Linked DNA regions of Mus musculus: regions 1 and 3 are each linked to region 2. The links are chromatin loops, found by intact Hi-C in ENCODE. Cell type or tissue: heart. All regions are shown on one strand.

Region 1 (8,000 bases), 140 kb after region 2:
AACAGACATATTCCCAGTAGGCTGGCTTAAAAGTAGATACGTACACTGCCTGGAAGCATTCGCTCAGCTCTGTGCTTTTGGTCAGACCCCACTCATTGTTTTCTTTGTTCTTGTCATGACTTTTCCAGTTCTTCCTTTGTTCGGTTTATGTGCCAATGTGCACAGAGAAGATCAACATCCCCATCGGCCCGTGCGGTGGCATGTGCCTTTCAGTCAAGAGACGCTGTGAACCAGTCCTGAGAGAATTTGGGTTTGCCTGGCCCGACACCCTGAACTGCAGCAAGTTCCCGCCCCAGAACGACCACAACCACATGTGCATGGAAGGACCAGGTGATGAAGAGGTTCCCTTGCCCCACAAGACTCCCATCCAGCCCGGGGAAGAGTGCCACTCCGTGGGAAGCAATTCTGATCAGTACATCTGGGTGAAGAGGAGCCTGAACTGTGTTCTCAAGTGTGGCTACGATGCTGGCTTGTACAGCCGCTCAGCTAAGGAGTTCACGGATATTTGGATGGCTGTGTGGGCCAGCCTCTGCTTCATCTCCACCACCTTCACCGTGCTGACCTTCCTGATTGATTCATCCAGGTTTTCTTACCCTGAGCGCCCCATCATATTTCTCAGTATGTGCTATAATATTTATAGCATTGCTTATATTGTTCGGCTGACTGTAGGCCGGGAAAGGATATCCTGTGATTTTGAAGAGGCGGCAGAGCCCGTTCTCATCCAAGAAGGACTTAAGAACACAGGATGTGCAATAATTTTCTTGCTGATGTACTTTTTTGGAATGGCCAGCTCCATTTGGTGGGTTATTCTGACACTCACTTGGTTTTTGGCAGCCGGACTCAAGTGGGGTCATGAAGCCATTGAAATGCACAGTTCTTATTTCCACATCGCAGCCTGGGCTATTCCCGCAGTGAAAACCATTGTCATCTTGATTATGAGACTAGTGGATGCCGATGAACTGACTGGCTTGTGCTATGTTGGGAACCAAAATCTAGATGCCCTCACTGGCTTTGTGGTGGCTCCTCTCTTTACGTATTTGGTGATTGGAACGCTGTTCATTGCGGCGGGTTTGGTGGCCTTATTCAAAATCCGGTCCAATCTTCAAAAAGACGGGACAAAGACAGACAAGTTGGAAAGGCTAATGGTCAAGATCGGGGTCTTCTCAGTACTGTACACGGTTCCTGCAACCTGTGTGATTGCCTGTTATTTCTATGAAATCTCAAACTGGGCACTCTTTCGATATTCTGCAGATGACTCAAACATGGCAGTTGAAATGTTGAAAATTTTTATGTCTTTGCTCGTGGGCATCACTTCAGGCATGTGGATTTGGTCTGCCAAAACTCTTCACACGTGGCAAAAGTGTTCTAACCGATTGGTGAATTCTGGGAAGGTAAAGAGAGAGAAGAGGGGGAATGGTTGGGTGAAGCCAGGAAAAGGCAACGAGACTGTGGTATAAGACTAGCCGGCTTCCTCGTTCCTCATTGTGAAGGAAGTGATGCAGGGAATCTCAGTTTGAACAAACTTAGAAACACTTCAGCCCACACACACCCACGTCAGCCCACCACCACTCACCCAACTCAGCATCAGAAGACCAATGGCTTCACTGCAGACTTTGGAATGGTCCAAAATGGAAAAGCCAGTTAGAGGTTTTCAAAGCTGTGAAAAATCAAAATGTTGATCACTTTAGCAGGTCACAGCTTGGAGTCCGTGGAGGTCCCGCCTAGATTCCTGAAGCCCAGGGTGATAGTGTTTGCTCCTACTGGGTGGGATTTCAACTGTGAGTTGATAACATGCAAGGAGAAAGATTAATTTTTAAAACCCTTTTAAATTTTAAATAGTAACTAGGTCTTGCAGATAGCAAAGTGATCTATAAACACTGGAAATGCTGGGTTGGGAGACGTGTTGCAGAGTTTTATAGTTTGGCTGGTCTAACATAAACATCTTCTGGCCTACACTGTCTGCTGTTTAGAACTCTGTAGCGCACTCCCAAGAGGTGGTGTCAAAATCCTTCAGTGCCTTTGTCGTAAAACAGAATTGTTTGAGCAAACAAAAGTACTGTACTAACACACGTAAGGTATCCAGTGGATTTCTCTCTCCTGAAATTTCAACATCCCTAATTCTAGGCAGCCCCTGTTTTCTTCACTTTAAACTAATGACTCAAAAAAAAAAAAGGTTATTTTTATAGGATTTTTTTTTTTTGCACTGCAGCATGCCTAATGAGAGGAAAAGGGAAGGTGATTCACTTTCTGACAATCACTTAATTCAGAGAAAAATGAGATTTGCTAAGTTGACTTACCTTACCGACCCTAGAGACCTATTGCATTAAGCAATGTTAAGCAATTGGGACTTAAAATATTTTAGTTTGTGTGATTGCATCTAGGCAGACGCCAGTCTGGAAGAACTGAAATGTTAAATTTCTTGGCAACTTTGCATTCACACAGATTAACTGTGTAATTTGTGTGTGTCAATTACAATTAAAAGCACATTCTTGGACCATGACATAGTATACTCAATTGACTTTAAAACTGTGGTCAACTTGCATTCTTAGTGTGATAGTGCCTTTCCCCCCTGTAGCATAAGAATGTTATCGGAGTTTGGTCTACTTGCCACAATGGAGACTTATTCAGCTTTGCAAAGGCAACTAAGGACAGCAGATCCAAATACGTGGTGCATAATTGTTCCTTAGTAATGGACAAAGGTTCTTATAAGATTTCACTGGAGGCAGTGTGGCCTGGAGTATTTATATGATGCCTAATGAACCTCCAGAATGCTGGCCAGAGGCTGGATTGGTTAGCAGGGGATATGGTGTAGACGGAGTGAAATGAGCTGCAAAGTCTAACAGCACGAGTCTTAATTGCCTTTGCTGGGGTATCCAAAGCCTTTAAAATTTATGCTTTAAGTCCCTCACAAGGGGGGTACCCGCTAGCAACCTATCAAAAGTTGAAGTTCTTTTAAAATTGTGACTGGCCTTTTTCTTAACCTGCCTTAGGCCTTTTAATCACCAGATCTCTGGGACAAAACATTGTACATGTCACAGGTTGCTCTCCTTGTATTTCATGCCTGTCTGCTTCAGCAACTTCAGTTATTTATTGATTCATGCTTTTAGTAAGAGAGCCCTTAATGTTTTGTCCAATCCTACTTTGTGGAGAAACATTTCATGGATTCCAAATCCCAAATAGGCAAATAGGTGTTCAAATTCTGGAAATATAAATTTTAAAAACTGGGTCTCTCTCTCTCTCTCTCTCTCTCTCTCTCTCTCTCTCTCTCTCTCTCTCTCAGTTTGAGCTTTGTTTCTGACTATATTTTCTCCCCACAGCTTTTGTTTTTGCAAGTTCTGTAGATATCTGATATCAAGATGCTATAGGCCTGTCGTGTGTTTGGAAATGAGAGGCTTGGGGCTGGTGAGATAGAGACCTCCGTGGACCTGGGTGGCCCCTGGTGATTTATGCAGCCTGAGTACCTAGACTGGACTAGGGCATAAGGCTCCAGGAGCAGGAGAACTGATCCATGGAAGGGCCAATTTAACTCCTGAATGAGCTGCCTATGAAAGGCGAAATGGACACGCCCTGCACTGCTTACAGACAGTTCCCATAGCTGTCCAGGGCCCTGGAGTGTGCACCCAAGGGCAGATTCTGCCCTTACTCACGCTCTGCTATGGTGTCTTGGGAGTTGTGCAGTGACTCTGGCACAGGAAAGGGATGAAAAGCAAGGCAGTAGTAGCTGACTAGCTTTGCTGTGCAGACTTTGTAATGCACTTCTCTTTGTAATGCTTCAGTGATTGTAGGTCCAAGACTGCAACCTCCAAAGAGAGAGCAGTAGGTGCTGAGCATGTATCAACAATAACCTTGGCAACCACAACCCTTTGGGTGAAACCAGCCACCTGCATTCTGGATCCTAGAGCTAGTGTACTGACAATTTTTCTATCTTCCCAGGCAATTTGCCTTTTTAGGGGAAGTTATGTTTGAGCGAAGGGGCCTGGCAGTTCAGACTGGCTTAATAGTCTTAGCAACAACACAGAGTTGTCTGGTCTTTCCTTTCCTATCTCAGATGGGGGAGAGTGATTCCAGTTTCCAGGAAACGAACTTGACGGCTGAGGAGTCCCTTAGCGATGCCCATTAAGCATCAGTATCACTTCTTCGCATCACTCCCACAAATCTCTTCCTAGGTCTCAGCCTCTCCTATGATGCCTTCTAAATTAATGACAGAAAGCACCAGCTTTGGTTCATGACAATCTCCATATAAACTCCCTAGGAAAACAGAGAGTAGACCCCCAAGGACCTGCTCCAGCATCTACTGTGGCTTTGGAAGTGGCAGGGTCAGGATTTGGGTTGTTCCATGGTACTCCCACAGACATATTTGAGGACAGCAGCATGCTGAGGGGAAAGTGAGGTTTGTTTCCCTTCCTCTGATATCTGGAATAAGTACATGTGATTGGAATTTTCAAGAAAAGTCCTCAAGCTCCAGATATTCTACTAAGCACAACTAAGGACACCTCTGTATAACCTCCTCTTTGACAAACTCCTTGGTCTTGCATCATAAAAGCCGAACCATAGGGCAGAGGAACTGCGTAGTGTAGAAGTGGCCAGAGCCACTGGCTGAGCTACTCAGCTGATCATATCTTTCTTCCTTTATGGTGACCCATTTCCTGGTTGCTGAGATGGCTGCTTAGCTGGCTTGGTGCCCAGAGGCCTGAAACAAGGGACAGGTGACACTGTTTCCTAAGAGTTCCCTTTCTGTCATTCTTTTACTTGTACCCTAACCTTTGTATCCCTAAAGCTAGAACCAGAGACTTATCGTTACCAGGTTCTGATCTGTGGTTCTATTTAACTCTTCCAGCTGTGTACTCAGCCCTGCACGCACAGAATTTAGTGACTTTGGTATTGAGTGCAAAGTTGGGCCATGGGACACTGTGATGAAGTTGACATCTTTAGTCCTCAAAGAACATGCACAATTGAAAGAGGTCTCACCCCTGTGATGTATCTGCTAAGGGTCCCATAGTGGCAGTTAAGAAGGGGAACCAAGAAGGAACAGACTTTGGCAGGGAGTGCTTAATGTGTAAATTCCATCCTGAGACAGAGGGCAATGGAGAGAGTTTCTGTCCCTGCCAGTCATGATGAGCCCCAGGACTTGGACAATGGTCTCTGTCTTCTTATTGTACTTGACTTCACAGTCCCTGTCTGAATTTGCAGTATGTCTGTCAAAGGACCCAGGTTATCATTTACCCTTCATGCCAAGGTCAAAGATCTTGGAACTCCTGCGAGAGCATTTTGCTCCTACAAATGATCAGATACGGAAGCCCCAAGTAATAGATCTTGTTCCGCTGGCTCCCGGAGAGAGTGCTCTGTTCCTGCCTTTCACCGTGCAGCCTGTGCAACAATGGCACACAGTACCAAGAGGAAGTATATCATTTGCCACCCCACCCTGATATGTTTCTTCTCCTAAAAAAAAAAAATCACACTTGCTCTCGTCATCCTCACTTGTGTTTGCTTTTCATTTGCCTTATTTCCCTTCTATGCAGCGCTCAGCTCAGTTCCTTGTAGTCCCCCAAGCAGTTGGTAAAGAGTTTGTTTAGAATCCTGAATGAACAACACCCTCACTGCACTTGTGCCTGCCGGATCTCCCAGGGTGTTCAGCTAATGATCAGTGTCATCCCAAAAAGCTGAAACAGGGTGACAGCAGCTCTGCCCAACAAAGGGAGTTGAACAGGCTGAGGCCTTGACTTGACTGTGGCTGTGGGGAGAGGTAAGTTGGTTTCTAGAGCTTCCATAGTGGGACACCCAGACACTTCTGAGTTTCTTCTACCTCACAGAGATGGTGTGAGGCTATAGAAGGCCTCAGGATGCGGCCCCTTGGTTCTTCATGAGAAAGATGAACTAAAATAATATTCCCAGCCTGCAAGAAGATAAAATACAGGTAGAGCTGTTTTGTGCAGCAGTTAACCTACTTGCTCTCTGCCTTTTTCTTGGATCCTCATGCCTCTCACTAGTTCCAGAAACCAGAAGGCAACCTGGGGATATTGAGATGACAATGTAGAGGTACCAGGCAAACCCCTGCTATACATTCTCTGAACAAATCACTGAATTTCCAAGGAAATAGATCCCCCTTTAAAGGATGTACAAAAGTGTGTCTGCATTGATGTCTGTACTGTAAATTTCTAATTTATCACTGTATTAAAAAAAACTTGCTATTTAATTTTTGTATTAAAGGAAAATAAAGTTTTGTTTATTAACTGGTGTGTGCATTGGTGTGTTTTTGAAGGTATATGGGAAGCATACATGCCCAGCACTGAGAAAGAGAGGGGTCAGTTGGTTTGGCAAATTGAGAAAAGCTCCTTGGCTCATGCTGATTTTCTCCTTGTGGGATTTCTCCTGGGTCATCAAACCCCCACAATCTAAGGTCAATAAAAGCAAGGAGATCACTTGTTGCTCTGGACATAGCTATAGTTCTCAAGTTGTTACCCCAATGATACCTTCTCTCCCTTGGTATTTCCAAGAGTGCTCATCTTTCCTTTTGAAGTTTAAAAACAGATTTCTTACTGCTGCTGGAGCTCCAAATCTCTTTCTGTTTTGTGTCTATCTTATCCTTCCAGGGTGGGGAGTCATTTTGGGCTAATTTTCTAAGGTGGGTGGTCTCTATCCCTTTGTCCAGAAAAGTTTTTGGACTAGGCAGCTATGTGAGCATTGGAGGTGAGGTGTAGCTAGCTCAGTAGTAGAATGCTTGCCCAGCACATGTGAGACTGGGCTTGATACCTAACACTGCAAAACCAAACCAAACCAGCAGGACATTGCCATCAGATCCAGTAATATGGACCACACAGAAAACAGGACAGCTGCTGATGTCACCGTGGAGATCATCCATCCCTCTTGCTTGGCTTTAAGTGCTTGCCACCTTTTAGCTGCATTTGAACACCACCCTTCTTGGGGGTGAGTAAAAAGCTTTGCACAGCCTTTGTAATATTACTCTCCTTATCTGCAGATTTCTGTTACAACTTTATCTCAAACCCAAATGAAGGGAGGCATGTAATTTAAATTCTCTTCCCTGTAAGTCAGGCTGTGCTTCTCATTCCATTACCCCCTTATTAAGTAGTTATACAGTTCAGGGAAAGTCAACACAATCTGGAACGAGTTCATACTAATCCCTTGCACTTGTAGAAACACTTTCCAATAGAAAATACTGTGTGCGACTTTGCTTTATTGCCAGGGTGTTTTTGGAGTAAGTAGGGCAAGCGTTGATTGCAGAGAGAGAAACCAAGACTTTCAGAGGGTAAGAGTAGGGCAGACAGATGGCCAGAGGGTCTCATGTCTAGGACTTGGGATTCTGTTTTTCCTCTACCTAGGACTTTGTCTCGTTTTATATTCCTATGGTTTACATTGTGTCCCCTCAAAGGATGTGTTGAAGTCCTAATTCTGGATATTTGTGAGTATCACCTTATTTGGAAAAGGGAGTCTTAGTAGGATGCAATTAAATAAAAAGAAGCTCATATTACCTTGGAGGTGCATCTTAACCCAGTAACTGTTGTCTGTCAAATAGAGATACACTTAGACACAGGCACAGAGGGAAGTGCCACATACTTAAAGAGTTTGAAGTTCTGTAGCTATAGGTCAAGAAAGAAACGGGAAAGTTTGCTAGAGGCTTCCTGAAACAAGGAGGAGAAAGTCCTGAGGGATTCTTCTGGAAGCTTCCAGAAGGAATCATTGGTTTCAGGTTTCTAGTTTCTATACCTATATGAGAATGAGTTTCTGTTGTTTTTGATTTGCCAGTAGAGATTACTTGCTATGGAGACCTGAGGGAACTGAAATGAACTCCATCCTTTAATTTCATTAATGTAGAAGGTTCTTTGAGACTATGTGAAGTCTGGCAGGCATTCTTCTCAATAATGAGTCCTGCCTATGAGCTTCTGTTTCTTAGGGATTATAAAGCATAATCACTCCAGTAAATAGTTTTATCCATAAACTGGCCACCTCTAGAGTAAACTCCATGATCCTTGACACTCAGCTAG
Region 2 (8,000 bases):
ACAAAATATCAGACATAGTGTTTTAAGATGTACATTCGTGTTTTTACCATTTTCTGCACATTTTTCCAAGGGGAGACTTTAGTATTATAATTTGTTTATTCAAGATAATAAAGAAGTTGCATTAAATTACAGAGTTTGTATCTCACCAAAAAGAGAATAAATATGACACATGCAAACCATTCTTCCATCTATAAAGTATTTAATATTTGAATCATTAGATATTGTATATTATAGCTATATCAAAATAGATAAATAAAAATCATAAGAGCACTAAGGAATATTATTAAGAGCTACAAAATAAGATGTTTTTAGGAATTTACTAGATGAATACATGAACATTAATTAAATAAGTTATTTTTCCATTTGGTTTAATCACATGATGGAAATAATTTAATCCGTAAATGTGTCAGCAGTTGTTTCCCTTTTAGACTGTGGTGGCATAAAATGATTTAATACACAGAGGTAAACCATGTTTCTGTCCCATGAGACTGCCTAAGGCTGATATACTGGTGCAAAACTTTTTAAACCACTGCTATTACATTCCAGAACCCCAGATATAACTTTAATTAAAGGCCATAAATGAAACAATCAAGTTCTATGCTGTGACTGTTTAAGAGTCATTTCTTGCTCTTACATATTTTTTTAGAAGTCTCAAGTGTTAAGGAATATTTAGACAGAATAGAGTAGCCTATATCAACCACTAACCCCTGCACCAATGCGTGAGATTTCTGAGCCTTATACATGACCCGTGGAAACTTAAATACTGCATATACCCCTCTGAGTAGTTTTCTTTATCTATGTACAAAATAAGAAAACCTGTCAGATCTATTTAACAGAGTTGTTTAGATATGTTAAACGCAAAAACATATAGTAAGAGCACGTTATAATGCAATAAATAAACTGGGTTATATTACCACGAAGCATAATACAATAAACAAGCACAAACTTCTCAGACCATTAGCATGACATTACAAAGGTAGGAGAGAAATCCGAAAGAATAAAAACAAATTTAAAAATTCTCATGTATTAAGCTGAACTTTTTCTCTTAATGCCCCCCCCCAAAAAAAACCCACATACCCTTCAATAGCATTTTGTGGATTCTTTAGGGACTGCAGGAGAGGGAAATAAAGAAGTAAACATAGCAGTAGTCCTTGTTACTGAGCATCACTTTCTAGTGCAGGCCTACACACCTTCCAAACTTGTGCTGAGGAGCAATGACTTGCTTTATCCAGATTTAGTAAAAGAACACGGGACTATAGAGATGAACATCTTAGTTCAAAAAAAGTACTGCACATCTTTAACATGCTGAAATCAGCAAACTGTTTGAAATATTAACCATGCATTATAAATCTGATTTTGCAATGCTAGCCACTTATGCATTATTTCTGCTTTGGTGTACTTTGGCATTTGAAGGTATAATAATATATGATACATAAGAGATATACATACATTATATAATCATATATAGTTGTGCAGATAGATAGATAGATAGATAGATAGATAGATAGATAGATAGATAGATAGATAGATAGAGACAGATATAGGTAGAGATATTCCTTTAAAAGCTTGTTGATCTGTAAATAAGCAAACATACTTTTTGTCCTTTTCTTACTCCAGGAAATGATTCCTTGCCTCAGTAACTCAGAAACATGAAGTTGGAACTGAAATTTGAATTCATCTGATGCCCAGCCATGCTCCTAACCACTTCAGTCTTTCCTGGTTGCTGTCATGTGAGTTGGGAAACCTCCTGTAACCTCCCACATATACTGCACCATCCCAATGAACATCCCAGAGAACTCTGCTATCCTTGAGAGACTTCCTCCATTCACAGCTCCAAGATTTCAAGGAGGCCATGAATGACCAATGCAGATGAACTGAATTAAGCCCATGTTTTCTCCGTAAGAAATAGAATGAATCTGCAGGTCTTTCGATGAGGCTACAATCTAACATGTAAAATGGAGTGCTTGCATAACCATTTTCCACACAAAAACTAGACTAAATAATCTGACAAACAGAAAGGGAGAGGTGTCAGGACATTAGAAAGGAGACACGAAAGGTCATCCTGCTGTTCATTCCTGTAAATTTATCCCAACATGGTCACTTCTTTATCTCATAACACAAAGGATTTAAAAGCCACCTGACATACAATAGAGTAACAATGACTAAATAACTAGCTTGGTATTTCAAAGTATTCCAAACCTATTACAAAAAGCTGGCTCTATTTTGCTGGAGCATGAAAAAACTCTAGGATACTACAGGAACTTTTGTTACTGTAAAAAATTAATAATAAAATTTTAACACCGTTGATCAGTTACAAGAATAAACTCCACAGTTAAAAGTATATTTTGATAAATTTTACACACACCTGTAAACCTGTGTTCACTATACACATAAACTATTAAGTTTCCTTTTAACTCTTCCTACCAACAGTACAGGGAAAAGAAAAGGTGACTCTTCCCTCACTCCCAAGGCCCAGGTCACAGGGTTCATGGGCTGTAGCAGTGAACCTCAATACTTCCAGTGACAAACGTATCAGGAAATGTGAAATGAACAAGTGAGACATTCATGTCCAGCAGCTAGTAGAAAGGTCTCTGGGCCTCCTGCTCTGAGAGGGAGAAGTACAGTCCAGTTAGGACCAGGACACCAAGTGGTACCCACAGTGATGAGGCGCTACAGCCCTCGCCCTTGTTTGGTGTGTTTTGCTATGTTATGATACAAAACCCAAAACTAGTCATCTGTACTGAACAGAAATTTATTGCCTCAATGGTCTAGGTGCTGGGAAGCTTCGCAACAGCTGGAGACAACTACAGAAAACACACACACAATGAAGAGTTGCGGAACAGCGTCCCAAGGGATTCCTCTATAAAATACTTCTGCATGAAAGGTTCAGAAAACATTGAAGAAAAGGGACTGGAAAGACTGTAAAAGCCAGAGGGTCAGGAAATAAGCTGCAAGAGTATATCTCCTAGGAATGTCAGAAGCTACATGCACAATGTATCACAACATAACTGCGTACACATGAGCTGGACAAGGGCAGCAACAACAGACATGACAGAGGCGGCAGAGTAAAGCCCACAAAGCCTGACTGAGGAAGCTGGGAGCAGAGGAGGGAGGTGCTCTTCCCAAGCCTGACTGAGGAAGCTGGGAGCTGAGGAGGGAGGTGCTCTTCCCAAGCCTGACTGAGGAAGCTGGGAGCTGAGGAGGGAGGTGCTCTTCCCAAGCCTGACTGAGGAAGCTGGGAGCTGAGGAGGGAGGTGCTCTTCCCAAGCCTGACTGAGGAAGCTGGGAGCTGAGGAGGGAGGTGCTCTTCCCAAGGGTTTCCAAAGCCAAATGGTCAGCCTTGAAAACAGACAGGGACATGACACAAATTGACCAGATTCTTTTTACATACACACATACACGTACACATAGTCACACATATACACATGCAGTAACAATTAGTGCAAAAAAAGAAAGACTGTACTGGAAGAGCAGGGAGGGGTATGTGAGGATTTGGAGGGAGAACGAGGAAGGAAAAAGTTATAAGTAAATTATAATCTCAAAAATTAAAAAGAACTGACATTGTCAAGGCCTTTTGGATACATCAGAGAGAGGACAAACAGACATACAGAGAGACAGCAAAGGGAACAAACACTCCATGAACCCACTCCTTCAGGGAGGCTCTAACCTACTGATGAAGGAAAGGCCCAGTGACCTAAACTCGTAGGTGGCCCATATCCTAACGGTGCCACGGGGGCAATTCAACAAACATTGCAACCCAACATGCTCCTTACCCTGTCGACAGAAACTGTTTCTCCACTGTTCTGTTTTGTTTTTTCCAGGTGGGGCAGGGTTTGGCTGTTTTGGGTTTTTGTCTTTCCTTTCTGACCTCATGTACTCTTTTTCTTTGTAATTTTTACTTATAGCCCATATACAATTCTTCTTTACATCTCCTCTTTTTTAAAAATATTCACGTATTTCACTTTAATGAGTTTCTTTACATTTCATCTTTTTCACTTTACATGCATTTTACCATCTTTCCACTCCAGGCAGAAAGCAAAGATATACAATGACTATATGTGATGATACATGCCCAATGGAAACATGCATTGTTATTTCACCACAGGTCCAGCTGACCCCAGAGTAAACTGCCAAGCCAGTCAGAATAGGTTTTCTACTAGCTTCAGATTTCAATCTCCACCCATAAAGTTCCTAGCATGATGAAATTATTCAAGCAGCCACACAGACCAGAAGCAGAAATCTCTTGGAATACAAAGTAAGGTTTGATCACATTCCAAAACACTTTACCCTCTTACTAGAAAACATGATCTAAAAATACCTACCCTCTTATTCTTTATTCATTCAACAGAGAATTTTTCATGAGTACGTGATTGCCTAAGCTTTAGTCACAATTATACATGAATCACCACCAAGCCTGATGACTTGTGTTCAATCCCCAGCCCCCACACAGTGGGATGTAAGGAACTGGAAAGGAAAGGAAAGGAAAGGAAAGGAAAGGAAAGGAAAGGAAAGGAAAGGAAAGGAAAGGAAAGGAAAGGGTTAAATTCTTGAGTTCATGGTGCAAACCACTGGATGGACGTTTGATGCACATGGCACAACAGGGAAGGCTTGGGGGAGCAATTTGAGATAATATTTGGGGGAGCAATTTGAGATAATATTCATCACTGCTTTTTTAGTTTCATCTTATTTCTTAGAGACCCATCTATCAAGTTTCTCTTAACTACTTCAGAATCTTTCTTGTATTTCTTTTTATATCTTCATGTGCCCCGCACATCTGATAATATTTGTTAAATTTAATTAAATTGAAGCAGTCTTACAACAAAACTTGTGTCAACATCTATAACCCTTATGTTTAAAATGTTAAATACAGATGCTTTAATCAAAGGCACTGCATGCTCACCATGCAAAAGCAAGGACTGTAGGAGTCTGCACACGCACACACACACACACACACACACACATATGTATATGCATCTTTATAGCTTTAAAATACACACACCACTAAACTACTGATGGCATAAATGAAATTATAAAGCAGTTTCCTTTTGAAAGTCACTCTAAATCACCATATGCTAACCAGGTGTTGTAAAACATGTCAGGTCTTCCTCTTCAGTTTAGATTAGTTCCAAGAAAAAGAATCTCAGACAGTAAATCTCCTCTATGAGTCCTTTTGGAAACTTCTTTATAACTTCACGTCTGAAATATTTTTCTTAGAATTAAACTAAAAATAAAGAATAAGACTTGACATTTCTTAAACACCTGATGCATATGATGATCTTGAAAGACTAGAAACCTTAGTCATCGGCACAACGATGTAATAAAGAAAACTCAAGTGCATGTAAGCAAAGCTCAGGAAGATCATGTGTTGTACAGTACAGTGTGGTGAAGCAGAATCTTAGCAGTGGCGCTCACGTGTATAACTGATTTTAGCATCAGAAAAACTTTCCATCATTTTACTTTTTGTGAAGAAGCCAGAGAAAATACTTGATTATTTATTTTATAATTTTAATATGCCTTTTATTAATCTGACCTTTGACAAATATTTTACTGTCAATTTGGCAATCTAAAAAACAGTATTTTTAAGTATATGTTAAATAATATATGAGAATTAAACAAATATTAGTTCTATTGATGTAAGGCTATATTTAATGCTTATTATTAAAGCCACACAAACTTGTATTTTAGCAACTGAAACTTACTGGGAAGAATTTTGTTAGTACTAAGATTAGCTACATGGGTGCTCACAAAGAACATTTCTACAATGCAAATGTCAACAGAAACAACCCTGTGCTAAAACTAAAACATCAGCAGAGATATCCCAGGCACAGAATTCACATCTCTTTACCTATCACCTGCAGCACCACTTCAAACACAGCAATCAGCATTTAGAACCAAATGCTTAATACAAGCACTCTCGTGAATAATTAAGACATCACATAGCACGCTGTACTTTAGTGGTTTTGTAGACTAGCTAAAATTAATTAACTTGCAGATGCTCAATGTTTCTCATTCTTCCTCTTTGCCCCAACCTTTAGACAAAATTTAGTAACACGCAGGAAGATAAAACTTCAGTCTCTAGGTTAACAGTAATATATTTATGACACAGATATTTTCATGGCCTTCTTCTCCAAAGTTCAAAGTAGAAAGGTGATCACCAGCTTTTAGTATTTACAATCTTTTAATCAAAATATCACACTAGCATAGGTTTGGTGTAGCAAGCTTTGGAATAAATCCCTCCTGTAAATTATTCTTTGTGATGACCAAACACTTCATCTACCAAATCCACTCAGCAGTACCTGCCATGTGCATCTCCAGTCAGAGTACAGCCATGTCCAAAGCTTACATCAAACTTAAATGTCCAGATGGGAAGTCAGTAAGACAGAAAGGCAAAAACAAAAAACAAAAACAAAAACTCAAAATGTTGACAAAGTCCATGGGGAAACAAATAAAATGCACGTGCTGGGCTGTGCACATGTGGGGACTGTTACTCGATGCGGAACAGAGATGCCAGACCTTACAACTGTGACACTTCAGCATAGTATCAAAGAAGGAAACAGCAAGTTGTACAAATATACTGGAGACTAGGAAGAGCTGATACCAAGGTCCCACAGAGGGGGTTGCCTGTCATGTTTCGCTAGAGTGGGCAGAATGGAGGAAGCAGAAAGAGCACTGGGAGGGTAAGAAGAAGAAGCGTATAGAACCCTTTCAACCTTTCACAGAACCCTTCCAAGTCTTAAGAAAACAACTTCGTAATTTGCTTAAAGTCATATATTTTCACAAAATCTGCAAAACTATGGTATTTTAACCACAAAATGTTAAATCACTAACATTATATTTTGATTTACATGTCATACTGCACTTTTTTGTGAACAACACAGACATTTCGGGATTAACTACTGCTAGTTCAGTTCAGGACATATTTTCATAGAGATTATCAAAATGCATTCATATTCATTTATTTTCCAGTTGCTTCCAGCTACAGACAACTGATTGCTAGTGGTCCATAAAAGTACACTTTCCACGAATACTCTCCTACTGACTGCTCCAAGTTACCATGCCATAAAAGGAGAGAAGGCTAAGAAGCCATACTAACATGGAGGACTACCCTAAGCAGCCCAGCCCAGACACTGCAGATAAGGAGAGAAGGCTAAGAAGCCATACTAACATGGAGGACTACCCTAAGCAGCCCAGCCCAGACACTGCAGATAAAGGGAAGAGGAAGAATAAACACAGACCAGGGCTATTTTTAACAAGTTCTCTTTGCAAAAAGGAACTACTTGGCTGTTGTTTATAGTGCATGGTGGTGGTGGGGGGTTGGGTGTTCAAGTATACAGTGTGTGTGTGTGTGTGTGTGTGTGTGTGTGTGTGTGTGTGTGTGTGGTTGGTGTTCATGGACACTGAGTATGAGGTGGGGGTTGGATAGCTTTCTGAGAAAGAAACATGGTTCTGAATTAGGAGTTCCCAGGCTATAGTTTACTTTGATACTATGCAAACGTATCCATAAAACAAGCCCTCTGGTAGGCATAAGGTAGGTACCCAGAAACAGATGATGATGTGCTGGCTCTGAAGCCAGTGGAAAAGCAACTAAAAATAACTCCTTTGTCCCTTCACCTCAGGTCATCCATCTCTTACATATAAACAGAAAAGTCCACATAGATGCACCCCTTTTGCTTGTTGCTCAGATAGGGTCTCTCTGTACATCAGGCTCGCCTTGACTGCATGGTTATCTTCTTGTTACAGTCTCCCAAGCACAGGGATTAGAGGTACAAAGCACCTTAGTGAACTTCTATTACAGAGAGTTTCATTTACAATGCTAGTTCTGAATTGTAAGAACTCCAATTCTGGGTCAGAGATCCCTCAGTGATTAAGGAAGTTCCTATCCCAGATGTAGTGGCTCGTGACTTTAATTCGAAAACTTGGGAGGCAGAGGCAGTCAGATGCCTGAATTCAAGGCCAGCCTGGTCTACAGAGCCAAAATTACTCTGAGAAACCCTCTCTGG
Region 3 (8,000 bases), 71 kb after region 2:
AGTCATTATCACTTATGAGTGTGTATATTTGAAGTCACCCATACACATAGCCACAGACCCAAGTTTCATTTACAGCTATGCTGAATCTCATCTTTCCAAGTTTGGTCTCTCTTTAGGGACTCCATACTTCCTAAGATAAGATCACACGTGTCAATATATTTACATAGAGAATAATGGTTCATATTAACAGCCATTCTTGGAGACTTAATGCTAGAGGTTTAAATGACCCCAGGATTGCCGAGTGAAAGGATTTAACGTAATCAAGTTCTCATGGGAGGGGGAGGAACTTTGTGTGATTAGAACTATATGAATTGATTTGCTATAACTTTCTGAAATGTATCTTTCTCTTTATCAAAAAGTGGACTGTAATGTATCAAAAGATGGCCTAGTCGGCCATCACTGGAAAGAGAGGCCCATTGGACACGCAAACTTTATATGCCCCAGTACAGGGGAACGCCAGGGCCAAAAGGGGGGAGTGGGTGGGTAGGGGAGTGGGGGTGGGTGGGTATGGGGGACTTATGGTATAGCATTGGAAATGTAAATGAGCTAAATACCTAATAAAAAATGGAAAAAAAAAGTGGACTGTATTAGCCACTGAATCATATTTGGCATTTTATATTCCTTTTATACTCGAATTATAAACTCTTCATCAGAATAAAAAATGAGGTGTCTACATTTCAAACCTGTTTTAAGCGGAAGGTAAATTCTAAGATGAAAAGAAGCCTGAAGGCAAATGCAGAGAACAAGAGAGTCCTGTGAGGAAAGCACAAGAGACAAAGACTGTCAGGCCCATTTCACAGGTTCCACAATACACTTCCTCATCAAGTCTTCCAGGCAAGCCACCTGCCCTTCAGATGTCTCCATTTCTATCACTGAAGACACCAGTTTCCCCCTGACTTATACTCCTATAAACATCAGCAGGTCCCCATGCTGTCCCCACATCCTCCATCCTCCTGTCCTGTTGAGTCTTCCAATGAGAATAATGCCTCTAAAACTGCCCTTTCATTTTCTCTGGCAGATGCCAAATACCACCCTGCTCCTGTACTACTCCAGCCTATCCACTCATACCTGAACTCATTCACAACTTCCCCATATGACTGGTTCTGAATAAAAGCTGCCTGCTCTAACAGGATTTCAATAGCAACTCCACCACATTGGGGGCTTATTATGTCACTTGCTATTCCTACACACTGCCACCCCACTCCAAGTCCAAACAACAGCCCTAGAACATGGGAAATTATCTTCTAGCACCTTAGAAACAGAGATTTTTCCTTTGCTCACGCTGCAAGTGATGCACAGGTGGGATTCCATGTGAGCTAAACCTCTCTCAACCACGAGGTAAAGCAACTACATCAACTCCTAAGTGGCCTTCCAACTCCAACTAGAGTGAGCGATGCAGGGTTCCTTGTCTTTAGGCAGCATGTGTTCCTTTAACCACCATAAGCTTATCCTTTTTTTTCTTACTACCCGAAGCAAGATTAATGGCTCTAATTTTTTGTTTTCTTATGCATGAAGTGAGGATAATCTGCAGATGGAGTCGCAGCTCTAGAGGATAAACGTGTGAAGAAGCAAACACAGAATGTTCAAGAGGAATTATAGTTCCCAACTACATTCAAGTCTTTGGATTTATACAATGTACAGGCTCTTGGTTTTACAAACTCTTGGATTTCTCCCTGGGGTCACAGTATTATCCCCCTCTACGGATACACACTCCACACATCTACACCATGAATAAATGCCCAAGCTTATTTTCAAAGTCAAAATGAAATTCCACTAACTCGGACTACAGTCAACTTCACTCCTGAGTGGCACTGGAGGAGAAAGGAAAGACAAAAAAAAAAAAAAAAATACATATTGTAGACACATTCTGACCTAGGGCTATAGTTCAGTTGGTAGACTGCCTACCTAGCATGCATAAGCCTCTGCATTTGATAGGAGAGCTGTATAAACCATGCATGATGGTGCATATCTGCAACCCAGGACTGGGAGGTCACCAGTGAATTAATTATCTTACCACATTTACACATACATACACACACACACACACACACACACACACACACACACACCAGGGCCAAAGTCAAATTCTACTGCTTAGCCTTGGTACCTGAAATAAGCTAAAATTTTCTAATCTCTACTTTACTTAAAATAAAATACAAGTCAGTTCTCACTAACCGCTTCACAGCCACTGATAAGCAGCAACATAAGATAGGAAATTTGTTCTCAAGTAGTATTTAATCTAGTTGAAAATGTAATAGTGACACAAGTCCTTTCTTGATCCCCACCAACCCTATCTTGTTAGAGTAGGAGAATCTCTGCTCCAGTTGCTTCCCTGAATTCCCCTAACACTGAATAGAATCAGTATATTGTTTATGCTGTAGATATAATACCAGGCATTCCACAAATATGTGTCGAATGAATGAACGAATGATGCTATAGATTTCAGGAGAAATTAAATTATAAACACTTCAACTAGTTCCTAATCCTTGAGGTTAAGAGTAATTTTTGAACAAATTACCTGGAATAGTTCTGCTTGCCTTTGTTTTGTGAGGGGTAGGAGATGGAGGAACAAGACAAGGATTCAGAACACAGGACCTTGAACATGCCACTAAGTTAAGTCCCCAGACTAGAAGAGTCTTCTTGTACGGCTGTTTAAGAGTCCAATGTATTTATAAGTGTTTACAGAAATCTGGGGCAGAGTTCAACAGCAGGACTCTTATCTTGAAAGTACAAGACAACAGGTTAGAATCCCAGCAACACCAAAATAATAATAACATAGTAACAAATATAAAACAATGGCTGGCCAGCATTCATATAGAAAAGCCAGTAACAACAGTCTTTAGGGAATGTATGTATATAGATACAGATAAACGTCTATATTGGTCAATGCTCTAGATCTTCACTTAACAAGGCTGGTATTCCCCAGTGTCTACACTACGTTAGATTTTATCAGAAATGTACTCTCTAGCCCCCACCAAGACCTACTGAATCAGAAATCCCATTCTAACATGATCCCTGGGGTTTCCTTAAAATACATTAAAGTGGGGAAGCACCAGTTTACATCATGAAAAGGGAACTTGGCTTCTGCAACCTCTCAGGGAGTCACTGTCTTTTCCTGTGTTCTGTCTATAATTACAAATTAGACTTCTCCATTAAGTTACAAACATAATCATACTGTCAAAGATGTCATCAGCCCAAATTACTACCTCAATGAGAAATAAGAATGGATCACTCATTGAGTATTGAACGAACTTTTAGGAAACATACAAAACATACAAAAATGATGTCTACCTTCTCAGCATACAGACAAATGGGAAAATGACAATGAACTTCAGTAGCCAAATAGCACATCTTCAGTGCCAGGATGTGGGAATTTTCTCCCACACAGTGGCACTCACTAGGAGAAGATATCTTTATCAGTTCTCGATGTTACTGGTAGGTTTCCAGATACTCTCTCTAAGCTTCCCTACTTGTAAATCTGTATAAGAAAATGACCTCAGCAACACGCCACTAAAACACCTTCAACGAAATCACCGCACAAAATCTCAAACCAGGAATCTACTCTGGGAACTTACGAAAGAACAAACCGTCAAGTGGCATCTCTGTCATCTCAAACAAGGACAAAATCTGTGACTAAGCAGGCTTGGGGTGGGGGTGGGGGGGTGTACAGAACACCCTTTTTCATATGAAAATGGGGCCGGAGAGTGGTAAAGTGGGCTGAGGGGACACTGTGTGCATGCATTGACTAAATATATACACAGCTCCAACATCTCTCCATCACAGAGTCTCTGAATCCAGGTTCTCAGAGCGATCAAGTGTAAGGCACTTGACCCTACCTGTCCAGAGCACATCCCCATCCTAGCAACAGGTGTCCAGTGACAGTTCACCATCGGGGTCCCCTCCCCCTCCTTCCGCCTAGGACTCCCCCCAGGCCTCTCACCACCCCTAAAGCTGACCTAGAAGCAACGAGCCCCGGGAGGCCCTGCACCTGCACCAGCGCCAGCCCTGCTCACCAGGTACAGGGGTGCGTAGATCCTGAGGGACTCCTCCAGGGCGCCCCAAGTGATCTGCAGGAAGGAGACCCTGCAGGAGGGGTGCCAAGTGTGGCCGATCTCGTAGCAGTTATGAGGGATGGACTTGCTGAGGGCCGCCATGACGAGTGGCGGTGGCAGCTGCGCGTGGTCAGGGGAACGCAGGGTTCGGCAGGGGCGGCAGACACGCAAGGGCGAGGCGGGCGCCGCGCGGGCCTCGGCGTGCGGGGTGCGAAAAGGTCACGGGAGCAGGTTACTCAAGGCCGGAGTCCTCGGATGTTGGCCGTCCGCGTATGGCAGCGCGAGGGGGCGGGGCGCGCACGACGGAGGCGGGGAGGGGAGGCGCATGCGCGCTCCCGCGGATGGGCGGGCTCCGGACGGGCAAAGGAAGCGAGCACCTTCACCCTCCGAATAGGAGCACGACTCAGAGAAGCACAACCGGGAGCGTGATGGTGGATCCCGCCTGGGTCGGGCTATATAGCTCAGCCCTTGTCCTGTCAAAGCCTGGCCAAAAAGAGCAGAGGGTAGTGGAACAAAAGGATTCTGTGTCTTTGCTGGGAGATGGAGGCACTTGCACCACTGTTGTCCCTCGTCCCATTGGTTCACCTAAGACTATCTGCGGTTGCAACACAACCTTCAACATTCTTGCTACTTGCTCAACCTCCTAAGCTCTATTGTGCCTGTGAAGTCTTGAAAATACTAATTTAGATGTGTTTAAATGCATGCTATATGGAAAGAGACAGTAGAGAGACCTGCCAGCCCCTAATGGAGTCCTAGCAACAGAATCCTTCACAAGTGCTTATCACCCAAGCAACATACAGAGCAGAGGCAGCTGCAGTGCAATAGAACTCCTGCCTGGCTAGAGAGCTTAATCTAAAACTGATTGCCATGACAATCCACCTGCCATATAGCCCTTGTGTATAATAACCTGCTTTCTTTGGACTTGTAAATTCTGTACTTTTTAAAGCAGAAAGGCTTTACCTTTAGATCATTCTCTCATATTTATTCAGTTCCTTCTACAATATTTACTAAACTAATATGATTTTCCAGCCCCTGTTTGAAACCCTGGACAGACAGATGTGGAAAAGCTGTGTTTCTGCTGCCAAGAAACTAATGTTCTAGAAGTGAGAAAAGTAACAGATAAGACAGGTGTAAACTATCTGCAAGATGCCTAGCTGTATACATTTTATGTATGTTAAATACCCTGCTAGCTATCACCTGTTTGCTGTGCTGCTTATAAAATGACCACTTCACTAACATGACATCCACACACTAGCCAAAAGGGCCAGAGAAAGGAGAGGGAAGAAAAACTTCTCAGGCTGTGCCTGGCAGCACACATCTGTAATCCTAGCACTTGGAAGGCTAAACAGACAGGTCTGGAGTTCAAGGCCAGGCTGAGCTATGCATTGAATTTGAGACCAGCCTAGGACTCTATCAAAAGACCTTAGCTTTTTCAAAAAGTAAAAAAAAAAAAAAAAAAAAAAAAAAAAAAAAAAAAAAAAAAAAGATAGAAACTTTTAGGTAAGCCTATGCAAATCTGTCAGCTAACATTTCAGCTTGGGCAAATGGCAGCTAAAGGCTGATAGTTATATCACTGCACAAAATGGCAAAACAGATACTAGAGACACTAATAGCATCAGCCATAGTCGCCTCTGGCTACTCAAACATCTGGACACATCATTCTTCCCCACAGATGAATGTACTTCCCATGAGAGACAACTGAAAGTGCCCAATGGTATGACATCCCTTTTGAAGTTCAAGATCTCCCTGAAGATCTGCTGTCCATTTTGTCACCCCACTCAACATGCCCAATATAGAATCAAAAATGGGAACAAAATAATCACTGTGTTTAAAAAGCTCTCCAGCTCAGAAAGGACATGGATCAGAAACACACAGTGTAAGCTTGTGCCAGCAATCACACGAATTACAACTCAAGCTTACCTTACTAACATCAAGAATCTATTCCTGAAAGCCTGAGGGTCTACAAGAAACAATGTTAAAAACGTTTTAGGTGAAAGACAAAGTGCATTATACACAAGCCTCCCTTCTTTGATTATTTGAAGTAAAATATTAAATATAAATAAGAGACCATCATATGGTGATCCTCAGCACTTTATTTTCTTTTTATTGAAAATGGTTTTTCATACAGCATATTCTGAACGTGGTTTTCCCTCCTTCGTGTCCTCTAAGATCTTCCCCACTACCCCATCCATCCAACTCCATGCTTTCTTCCCCCCCACCCAACCCCCCACCCCATCTCTTTGGAAACAAAAAAGGTAAATTTTAAAAATAAACAGTCAGACAATGTAAACAAGCAAAGAAAAAGCACAAACACACACACACACACACCATTACACATAAAATGGGTAGAGAAATAAATAAGGAAAAGACAAGTGAGGTTTTAAAAAAATGCACAAAGTTTTGTGAGGCACTACATCTCCAAAAAGACCATTAAGTGTGCTTCATGGTGACTATCTACTGCCGCACATGGGACCTCCCTTAAGGGTGATTTGTATACCCAGTAAGAATCCATGGAGAAAACTATTTATTTCTTCTTAATGAGCGGTTGTCAATTGGAGATAGCTTTTGGATTAAGGATGAGGGCTTTCGTGTCCAGTTCCCCTCTCACCACCAGGACCCCATCTGGCTTAAACTTGTGCAGGCAGGTCCTGTGCATAACGACTGCAGTCTCTGTGGGTTCACACAGACATCAGTCCTGCTGTGTCTGGAAGGCATTGATTTCTTGGTGTGCTCTATCTCTTCTGGCTTTTACAATCTTTCTGCCTCCTCTTCTGCATAACTCCCTGAGCCCTCAGCGGAAGAGTTTGATAACAGCATCCCAATTGTGACTGTTTCAAGGTCTCTCACTCTCTACATATCATTCAGTTGTGGGTCTCTGTATTCATTCTCATCTGCTGCAGGAGGAAGCTTCTCTGATGGTGACTGCATGGTACTTTTTAAAACACCAAGTTAGAGTTGGGATATGGCTCAGTAGTTTAACACTTGCCTAACAGGCTGGATGACCTAGATTTAATTCCCAGCAACACAAACACACACACACACACACACATCACCCCATAGTATGAGTGGTAACAATTAGTTACTTCTGAATATAATAGATCATAGAGTTTGCACAGCTTATACAAAAACAGTGTTTGCCAAGTGGTATAGAAATTGTATACCAAGAGATAAAAATATTTTAAAATTACAATTAAAATGAGCAATTTCTTTTTATTAACTAACCATCAAATGGAGTCTTAGAGTTCAAAGGAACTTGAGAACACGATTATTGTCACTGATGCCAAAGCTAGTGGTGCTGATAGGTGGGTAGCTACGGGGCAATCTGAGTCACACTCTTAGGATTACAGGAAAAGAAGGGTTCTCATGTCTACTGCTGTTGTAGAGACTCCAGGATAGTATTTAGAACAATGGTTCTCAACCTTCCTACTGCTACAACCATTTAATACACTTCCTCATGTTGTGCCAACTCCTAATCACAAAATTATTTTCACTTCCACTTCAAAACTGTAATTTTGCTACTGTTAAGAATCATAATGTAAATATCTGTGTTTTCCAGTGGTCTTAGGCAACCTCCTGTGAAAAGAAATTTCACCCCCCAAAGGGGGTCATGAACTACAGGTTGAAAACCACTGCATTAGAAAGTCCTCACAATAGGGATCTTTAAATATGAATGGCCCCCAGAGTCTCTTATGTTTGGATGGCTGGTCACCAGGGTGTGGCATGACTTGAGAGGATTAAGAGGTGTGGCTTTGACTGAGGAAGTTTGTCCCTAGGGTTGGACTTCAAGGTTTCAAAAGCTCATATCAAGCTCACAGTCTGTTCCTCTCCCTATAGACTAAGGTGTAGCTCTCAGTTACTGCTCCAGCAACTGCCTGCATGCTGCCATGTTTCCTGCCATGATGATAATGGACTAACCCTCTGAAACTGTAAGCAAGCCCCAATTAAATG

What was found. A loop is a pair of places that touch in the nucleus more often than their neighbours do. Peaks named below come from ENCODE experiments on the same cell type or tissue, not always from the same donor. Only the 100,000 strongest peaks of a DNase experiment are listed, where the experiment ranks them.
Region 1: a loop joins it to region 2, with 3.0 times the contacts of the local background. A loop is called at or near these places in 4 of 42 quality-filtered maps.
Region 3: it touches region 2 in a loop (3-fold over the local background); 7 of 42 quality-filtered maps call a loop at or near these places.

The regions. Positions count from the first base shown.
Region 1 is chr7:89,406,904-89,414,903 of GRCm38, forward strand. Fzd4 (frizzled class receptor 4) reads left to right here. Exons shown (of 2, transcript NM_008055.4): 2 at 129-3,207. The coding sequence ends at 1,457. Among named protein-coding and RNA genes, the nearest start is that of Fzd4, 6.5 kb to the left of the region's middle. In heart, no CTCF peak of the experiment used is centred here; DNase peaks (open chromatin) are centred at 308, 658, 3,608 and 4,668; H3K27ac peaks cover 638 bases.
Region 2 is chr7:89,263,402-89,271,401 of GRCm38, forward strand. All of the region lies in intron 4 of Tmem135 (transmembrane protein 135), which reads right to left. Among named protein-coding and RNA genes, the nearest start is that of Tmem135, 71 kb to the right of the region's middle. In heart, no CTCF peak of the experiment used is centred here; a DNase peak (open chromatin) is centred at 3,160.
Region 3 is chr7:89,334,435-89,342,434 of GRCm38, forward strand. It overlaps Tmem135 (transmembrane protein 135), which reads right to left and starts at 4,353. Exons shown (of 15, transcript NM_028343.5): 1 at 4,014-4,353. The coding sequence starts at 4,154. In heart, no CTCF peak of the experiment used is centred here; a DNase peak (open chromatin) is centred at 4,347; H3K4me3 peaks cover 2,342 bases; H3K27ac peaks cover 1,418 bases.